Linked DNA regions of Homo sapiens: all the other regions are linked to region 1. Evidence: chromatin contacts called from ENCODE Hi-C or POLR2A ChIA-PET data. All regions are on one chromosome and are shown on one strand. Each heading gives the region's core, a stretch centred on a gene start or an enhancer-like site at or near the end of the contact. The rest is flanking DNA. Distances are from core to core; before and after follow the strand shown. Region 1 overlaps LOC105373180 (a long non-coding RNA gene). Region 2 has its middle 56 kb from the start of BCOR. Region 3 has its middle 74 kb from the start of BCOR.

Region 1 (2,700 bases), core at 157-2,656:
TGCGGCTGGTAGCGGCCAGGCCCTGGGGAGCGCCCCTTCTCTGAGCCATCACCAGGAGGCAGGCAGCCTCTTCCACGGCTCTTTCCCTCCCAGAAGCCTGGAGGCCACTGACTGTGAGGACATCACTAAGCTCTCCGAGAGGAATGGACTCAACTGCAGGGGGTTCAGTGACTCACCTCCAGCCAGGCCCTCCCAGGAAGAACCTGTGGCTGTACAACCCTCCACCCCCCAGTGCCATCTTGCCAAGGTTTTGCCCGGCGTCGTCGACCTGGGGTGCAGAAAGCAGCCGGTGAATGGCAAAAAAGGGGCCTGCAGTCAGCAGGGCCTGCCTGTACCTCCCCACACACAGAGGACCTCGCTCGGGCCACCGGAGAGTGTGCTGGTACTGCCTGGAGGGGCCCAGGCAGCCAAGGAACAGCCTTCTTGGGCGGCCGTGCAGCCTGCCTGAGGGGCCAGGTCTCTCCAGCCTGCCAGAAGCCGGTGGCCCAGCACTGGCAGGAGACTCTCCTGACCTGCCCCAGCAAGCCCACAGGGGAAGGCTCAAGCTGTTAAAGTGGCACTAGCAGAAGGGAAGTAATGGGCACTGGGATTCTTGACAACATTTCCGTTCGGGCTGGTTCCGCGTTTCCCTCAAGCGAAGGTAATGCTGTTTCCAGCATCTGAGCTCCTAGAGGAGAGGGAAACATCCCTGCTCAGTGCCTGGCTGCAGAGGGAGGGGTAAGACACACAGGAGCCTGCTGGAGGGTGAGGGAGGGGAAAGGGGCAGGACAGCCACCTGTGCCCAGGAGAACCATCTGCCTGGTCACTCTTAGCCCAACAAATGGCCAAACAAAGATGAGCTTCTGAGTGACCCCGACAACTGAAAGCGGCCAAGGCTGAAGTCCACGGTGGGAAGCCAGAACTTTGACATCCACTAGCTTACAAGTCAACGTTGCATTCTCTCTCTCTCTCTCTCTCTCTCTCTCTCTCTCTCTCTCTCTGCAGTCAGGAACAGCACTGGAAGCCAACAGGCCAGATGGAGTTAGTCCTGAAGTCAAACTTTCAGAAAGAAAAATGTCTTAGTCTTCAAGGTGAGTGTGCCAGTTGCCTACCAGCAGATCAGTTGGTCATAGTGGACCCCAGACTGCACAGGCTTTGGAAACAGTCTGCTGTTTAGAGAGTAGTCTAGGTTCACTTTGGAGGGCTTCTGGAGACCTGCTTCCGTGTCCTCTTTGTCCCCCACCCCACCCCACCACCTCTGCCAGGCCTGCCCCTTAGCAAACTCAACCCTTAAGCATTGAAGCATACTAGGGCTCCTTGGTTCTTAAGGTAACTTGAGATCCCTCAGGTGTGGCATTTAAAAGCAAAGGTTCTAGATTTGGACAAATTTAGGTTTGAATCCCAGTTCTGCCTCCTACTAGCCGTGGACTTTGGGTAAGCTATTTGAGCTCTCTGGGTTTCACTTTCCTTATCTGAAAAATGAAACTAATAGTAATACTTATGCAGGGTGGCATTGTAAAGTTTAAAGAACAGAAGTGAAGTGTTCAGGGTTTAGCCCAGCACCCAGCACACAGTAGACACTCAACAAATGTTGGTACCTCCAGCACCCCAGAATTCTAGCCTGGGACAATCCAGGGCAGGCTGGCTGAAGCTCAAAGCAGCAAGACGGCCGCCAAAATGTAATCTACTCACTGGCTGATTCTCCAAAATACCCTCCCAGTCTATGCATCCTGGGCTCTGTCCCTAAGAGGAAGCCAGACCTTTCTGCTCACCAACTCGTCCCCCTGCACCTTCCTGATTGAAGCCACATTCCACGTCATGCCTGTACATCTTCCCCTCGCCCTTCAGACCCAGGTAGGGGCGCTCCCTGAGCCCCCAGCGGGGGGTGGGGCGGGCACCCATTGGCAGAGAGCAGAGACGCTGGGCTCCTGACCTCAGCACACATAGGTGATGCTCCAAGGGGGCTGCGCTCAGACACATCTTAAGGGGAAACCACAAGACTGAGCCATTGTGCTTATTGGCGCCATAAATCACCAACGGTTCCTATCTTGCTGCACCTCCCTGCCCCCGCTCCCTTCCAGCTAAGCTGTCCCAGGGCCCGCCCCCCCACCACCTCCCGACACCACCACCAGGGCCTGCATGACTCCCCAAGTCGGGGGCCAGAGCCACCCGCTCACTTACAAGCAGGATGAGTTCCGCGGAGTTTATTTGTTCTCCTTCTTTTTCAAAAATCTGAACTGCCTTTGTTCCTGAACAATAAGGAGTGTGCAGCTATGGAAGGTGAGGGGCCACGGGTGGATTGGGGTGGGGTGAGAACAAGGGCTTGGGGGGTCGAGGGCAGGCCTAGAGAGCTTGGATGCTCGGCAAGCCCAGGGCCAGCGCTCCCCTGAACTCTGGCCCCTGGCCAGCCCTCCTCAAAGCTGAGATGACTTCCTGGCTTCTGTATCCAGAACACATTCTCTATTACTCTGTCCACAGCCCTTTTTTCAAAATGGTCACAGGGTTCAACTCAGCCTAACTGGACACAGGCCTGGTCCCTGCAGCATCGAAGAAGCCAGGGGTAGCATCTTTGGCCAAGTCACCCACTGACCCCCACGGCCTGGCAACTTTTGTGCTTCCCACCTGCATGTCACCTCTGGGGGTCCCTTCCCTCCAAGAACGTTGCCATCAGGTGGTCTTTCTGATTTCCTCTGCTTCAGCAAAGGCCTTATTTTTTACTCA
Region 2 (2,700 bases), core at 166-2,665, 220 kb after region 1:
GGGTGGAGTGCTGGAGGGCTCGCCGCTGCGCATCTCCTCTGAGCTGGCAGCCAGCGGGTGCCCCACGCTGTCAAGCGGCGGCGGGTGAGCTTCCAGCAGCACAGGCACACTGTAAACAGCCGCGTGCACGCCCTCCCCGCCCGGGCTGGGAACCTCACCCAAACACCACGCCGCTTTCTCTCCGGCTACCGGGCGAGGCTTTTGTGGCCAAGCCTAGGGGAAGGGGGTCCCCACCCCACCCCCAGGCCACCCGGGCCCCGGAGCCAGCGTTCTGAATCTGCAGGAGTGCGGGGTGCTGCGGGGAGGGGAGGGAGTCAGCGCCTGCCCCCTCCTCACTGAATGTCTGCTTTGTTCCGGAAAACAAGGGAAGCATTAGGCGGCTGCCCCCGGGGAAACACAAAACTTCTTTTTGAATCTCGGGAAAGGCGGTTGACTGCATTAAGGAGCTCCCGAGACAGAATGAGGAAGGGAAAAGCCGAGAGGGCGGGAGGAGACAGGGAGACTTCCGCGGGAGGCCGATGGTCAAAGTGGGGGGTGAAACCGCTCAGGGTGACCGGGCTGGAGACCCAGGAACCCGATTCGGCGCGAAGGTGCCGCGCGAGTTCCAGCGAGCAGCCTGCCCGGCCAAGTGGCGCCTGCCCAGCCGTCGGCCGTGCCAGCTTCCTGCCCTGCCCAGGACCGCGGAGCAGTCGGGGACGCCGCCGCAGGCTGGCCCGGAATCGCAGGACAGCGGCGGGGGGAGGGGGTAGCCAGGCCGCAAGTAAACTCGCACTAGAGCTTTCTGCACACCTCCGCCCTAGAGAGGGGGCCCGGACCCCCGGTCTGTGAGGCGTCGGCTTTGGCCTTCCAACCTTGGGGTGCGCGAGGAAGCAAAGACCCAGGGGGCACCCCCACCCTCGCCCAAGGCCCGAGGGTGGGGGACAGCTGAAATGTCTTTGGTCTTGTTTGATGACCGCTTGGCGGATCTGCTCCCATCCGGGTTCTGCCGTTCCGAGAGTGCCGGGTCAGTGATACCCAGGCCGGTCTGAGCAGGCATGTGGATGAGCAAAAGCAAATCTGTCGCTCCTCCGACCGCCACCCCTCACTTAACCTTTCCTGCATCCAAGGAAGGGGAGGGCACCCAGACTCTGCCCCACCCCCCGCGGGGCGCTCCCTCTGCCTCGGAAGCTGAGACTAAGAGCGAGGGTTTTCCCCCTTTCCCCTGGGCTCGCTGGGTTTCTAACTTCCTCTAAACCTCCCTCCTCGCTCCGAAAAGCCCCGAGGAGAGGAGCTGAGAGGAAGCACGCCGCTAGTGTGCAAAATGAAGACCATGTGTGAGGACGGCGGCATCAGAGTGCAGCCGCGGGGGTTAGGGGGTGGCAAAGGCCCCCGCGCGGCCGGAGGCTCGGGGCCGCAGCAGCCAGTGCCTCTGCTCTGCGTTGGGGACTCGGAGCCGCAGCGAGAGGCAGTGGAGAGGCAGGGCTGGCCTCGTGGCGGGAGGCGAGGAGGGGGTGCGAGGGCTGCCGCGCCGTGGGGGGCAGGGGGCGGGGACGCAGCCCCGGCTTCCTGGGCCGCAGCTGCGACCGAGGGCGCAAGAGCAGATCGTGCTCTGCGGCGGTGGCGGCTCGGGCCCGCCGCTCTAGCAGCTGAGAATCAACAAAGGGAGGCGGCGGGGGAGGGGCGCCACCGAGCGTTCGCTGGCTGCTCTGGAATAATAAAAAATAATTAATAATGATAATAAGAGAAAAATCCCCCGGCTTTCATGGCTCTGGGTTTCCGTGTGGCTGCAGCGGGAAGCGCGCTGTCCTTGAGGCGGCCTCTCTCGCCTGGCCTGCCCGCCCCTCCCCCTCCTCGCCCCCTCCCCTCCCCAGGAACCGGGAAGAGAAAGGTCTGCAGCTGACAAATATTATCCATTCTCCCCATCGATCGCGGAGTGTACAGATGTGAGCGCTTGATGTGCCCGCGGAGCGGCGGATCCTCCCTGCTCGCTCGCTCTCGCCCAGGCTCCGCTCGCCGTCCCCCTCCTCCCCCTTTGTTCTCCTCCCCTTTCCCTCTCTTTAAATAGATTTCAGGGCGCTGCCTGTTGGAGAGCAGCTGGCGATCTCTCCCGAGAGAGGGAGCGAGCGAAGCCCGAGGTGCCCTGTCACCAGCCTCCCCTCCCCCACCTCGGCTTTTCTCTACGTCCCCCCCACCCCACCTTTCTCCAGTTTCCAAAATAGAAAACACCGGGAACACCCACGTCCACTGCACCGCGAGCCCCTGGGAGCCTTTGGACCCCTCGTGCTGTTCCTTGTGTCTGTGTCTGTGCAGAGGAAGGGCAGTGCAGGGAGGGGACCCAGGGCCGCGGCAGAAGAGCCAAGGGTCCGGATCTTTCCCTGGCAGCAGCAGGGACGCAGCGTGGGTCACGCTAACAGGGTACAGTTTACCCATTAGGGAAAGTCGGCGGAGACGGCCCTGTTATTCCTCTTTTGCAGATGGCAGATTAATCCGGCAGCACCCGGCCTCAAAGGGACCGGCTGCTCGGCAAAGGGTTAACCCGTCGGCCGGTAATCGTGGACACGCGCGCACACACACACACGCACGCGCGCGCGCGTCCTCTCCGCCTGCCCGAGCGCCCGCCGCGGCCCGCAGTGCGCCCGGGGCTGGGGGAGTAGCTGCGGGAGGGGAGGGGGTCGGGGGAGGGGCGGGGCGGGCTTAACCAGGCCGCTCGACTGAGCCGGG
Region 3 (2,700 bases), core at 136-2,635, 240 kb after region 1:
TTCCAAAGATTCTCTCATTACTTCAGAAACTTATCTCGAAATGATGTAAAAGGAGGTTCAAAATATTAGGTTGCTTTTGGGTTCCCTTTATCTCGAACATTGTTGCGTAGATTTGAGAAAGGGCTGATTTCTACTTTGTTTTCTAATCAGCAAGTCACTGGTTTTTCTACCTAAGAGAGACTGAACATTAACCACAGTGAAGCAGAAGGGTTGAGCCGCATTTACAAAGTGCCTTCACATTTTGGTCCTCAGAAACCCATCCGAGGGGGACAGAGTAGGTGTTACTGTTCTGATTTTACACATGAAGAGACTGGCCACTCGCCCCCACAAATTTCTGGAAGCTAGTCTTCCTCACTGAACTGGAGCCAGAAGCCATGTGAAGCCAGCCTGCTCCTGCCTACACCCTCCTTCCTCCAGGTCAATGTCATTTAGAATATATTGCATCCTTTTCTTGGATCTGTCTGCTAGGACCCGGGCCACCCTCCTGCTGGAGGCAACCCCGACAGCCCATATTTTAAGCAGCTCTTTTCACAGCCTGCAAACCTCACGGATTGTCTCTTACAACTGTCTGTTTACTCACTTCCCTCCACCCAGTCAATTCCGACTCCAGGCCCGGGAGGACAATTTTAAAGTGTTTCTGCAGACAGACCCTCTGGCCGCGCCGGAAGTGTTTTATGGACCTGTGAGCCGAGTTAATCCCAGGAGGCGCGGCTGGATTAGTCCCGGGTATGGGTGGGGGATTCATGTGTTTAGGTTTAATCCCCATGGGGGGGGGGCGTAAGGAGAATGGGGGTCGGGTGGCTTCAGCAATGTGTGCCCCCTCCCCATTAAACTCCGAGATTTGCGCTAGAGCGGATGGAAACCGAGGCACGCAGCCCTCGACCCCGGCCAGGCGTGGAGTAGGGGAGCAGGGGGTGCCCCGCGTGGGCGCACCCTAAGAAACCAGTGCGGACATGGCGAGCGAGACCAGAGCGCAGTTGTGTGTGGTTTTTCCCCAGGTTTTTATTCTTCCAGCCCTGTGGAAAGGAGGAGAGCCGCAACCCGGAGAGGGAGCCGGAAAGAAACACTTAATCACCGGCGTCTCGCTGCTCGTCACGCGAAGATGGCAGCGGCTCCCCTGGGTTTCAAGGTTCCGGGAAAGGCGTGTGTTCTGCCTTAAGGCGCGCGGGCTGATGCGCTCTCTCCCTCGGCTCGGCGGCCGGCTCCGGCTCACAGAGCCTCTCTCAACGCCGGCAAGTGCAGCCGGGCCGCCCAGCCCCCAGGCCAGCCTGGCCCCCTCTGGGCCTGGGGTTGGCGAGGGCAGCTGGGCGTCTGCGCTGCCCAGCCCAGCCGCGGATCCATGGGGTTTCGCGAGCTGAAAGTAAAGGCTTGAGGGAGTGGGGACACCCACACCGACCCGCGGCACGCAGGGGAGTCAAGCTGCGGCCAATGCAAGACGAGCAGGGTAGACTACTACTAGCGGTGGCCGGAGGCTCAGCCACCTTCGCGGGAGAGGGGATTTACCGCCACCCTCATCCACGCGCAGGCCCCACCGCCCGGTCCTCTCCTCTGATCCCCGGGCCATTGCGAAACACGGAGCGAACAGGTCCTCGCCAGCAGCCGTCATTTCCCGGGAAGATGGGAACCCACAAGCCTGACTGTGCTTCCTAAGGATACTAGCGTGCGCGCAGACCTTGGGGGGAAAGAGGGCAGCGCGGTCTCCCCGACCCGGACTCTTCCCTGGCGCAGCACACAACCGCCACGGGCTTCCGAAGCGCCCGAGCGGGGAGGAGGAAGGAAAAGCGGAGGCCCGGGAGGCGGGCTGCGCGCTTGGAAGCCGTGTGTGTTTATGTGTCTGCGCGCGCGCCCTGGCCGGACGGGTGTTGAGGGGAGAGTGATCGTGAGCAACCCGGAACCAGCAGTCCCAACCTGGACTGACGAACTGGGCTCTCCAGTCCTGGGCCGTGGGGCTCCATGCCTCGGGCTGGCGGGACAAGCGGCGGGGAGCCCGGAGCTTCGGAGCCGCCGCCGGGCATCTAGCCAGCTCCGCGGGAGAAGCCCGGGGGCGCGTCGGGAGCCAGGGGACTGGTGTGAACTAGCCGCCCCCGCAGGCGGACGTTTAGCTCCGGCACCCGGGAGCACTGACACTGGGCGATAAGGAGTTCCTCGGCAATCGGCTGTCCCCAGTCCCCAGTCACCTCCGGCGGACGTGACCGCCGGATGCTATGCAGCTAGGTGGGCCAGGGGGGCCTTTGCATTGCCTTCCCTGACCCCTTCCTTGCCGCGGAGGAGCCACAGTAAGATGCCTCTGTACGACTCTCCAGAACTTTCTTTTGCAAAATAAAGGCCAAATGTTGGGCCTTCTAGTCTCTTCATATTTTCCTTTGGAAGGTTGGGGTCCAGGCAGTCCTCTCGAAACAACCCCCAAACAGATCACTTTCATTACAAAACGCTAGAGAGGCAACACAGCCCTATTTCTCTCTCTGGTCAATCCAGGCCCTATCTCTCCCTCTGGTCAATCCAGGCCCTATTATCCCAAGCTGTGCGGCTTTGGGCAAACCGCTTAACAGTTCGAAACCTCGGAGTCCTCATCTGTAAAATAAGACCAATACTATTATCTACCTCGTAGGGTTGTTCTGAGGATAACATGCCTCCATACATAAGGTGCTTAGAACGCTGCCTCCAGTACAATGCTACGTGTGTTTGTTACTATGATCTGGC

The links. Hi-C counts contacts between places; a loop is a spot of excess contacts on that map. ChIA-PET counts read pairs that join two places held with the same protein, here RNA polymerase II (POLR2A). Pooled maps may share reads with other maps.
Region 2: a map with no recorded cell type shows a loop between it and region 1 (4-fold over the local background). The contact joins two enhancer-like sites. A Hi-C loop is called at or near these places in 2 of 37 single-sample maps with no recorded cell type and 3 of 50 pooled maps. POLR2A ChIA-PET finds 5 or more read pairs at or near these places in 2 of 52 experiments (activated CD8-positive, alpha-beta memory T cell and activated naive CD4-positive, alpha-beta T cell).
Region 3: a map with no recorded cell type shows a loop between it and region 1 (7-fold over the local background). The contact joins two enhancer-like sites. A Hi-C loop is called at or near these places in 5 of 37 single-sample maps with no recorded cell type and 4 of 50 pooled maps. POLR2A ChIA-PET finds 5 or more read pairs at or near these places in 5 of 52 experiments (HepG2, OCI-LY7, activated CD4-positive, alpha-beta memory T cell and 2 more).

What each region holds. Positions count from the first base shown.
Region 1 is chrX:39,935,610-39,938,309 of GRCh38, forward strand. LOC105373180 (a long non-coding RNA gene) reads left to right here. Exons shown (of 5, transcript XR_949028.3): 2 at 985-1,070; 3 at 1,700-1,833; 4 at 2,241-2,259; 5 at 2,458-2,700. Among named protein-coding and RNA genes, the nearest start is that of LINC03053, 72 kb to the right of the region's middle. RefSeq lists an enhancer at 1,350-1,579. Within about 2 kb of position 1,407, at least 3 of the 41 ENCODE cell types and tissues checked have a DNase peak (open chromatin) inside an H3K27ac peak, as active enhancers do.
Region 2 is chrX:40,152,421-40,155,120 of GRCh38, forward strand. It overlaps a transcript of BCOR not described here. Among named protein-coding and RNA genes, the nearest start is that of BCOR, 56 kb to the left of the region's middle. RefSeq lists a silencer at 1,366-1,415. Within about 2 kb of position 1,416, at least 24 of the 41 ENCODE cell types and tissues checked have a DNase peak (open chromatin) inside an H3K27ac peak, as active enhancers do.
Region 3 is chrX:40,170,731-40,173,430 of GRCh38, forward strand. It overlaps a transcript of BCOR not described here. Among named protein-coding and RNA genes, the nearest start is that of BCOR, 74 kb to the left of the region's middle. RefSeq lists silencers at 1,280-1,339, 1,360-1,439. Within about 2 kb of position 1,386, at least 31 of the 41 ENCODE cell types and tissues checked have a DNase peak (open chromatin) inside an H3K27ac peak, as active enhancers do.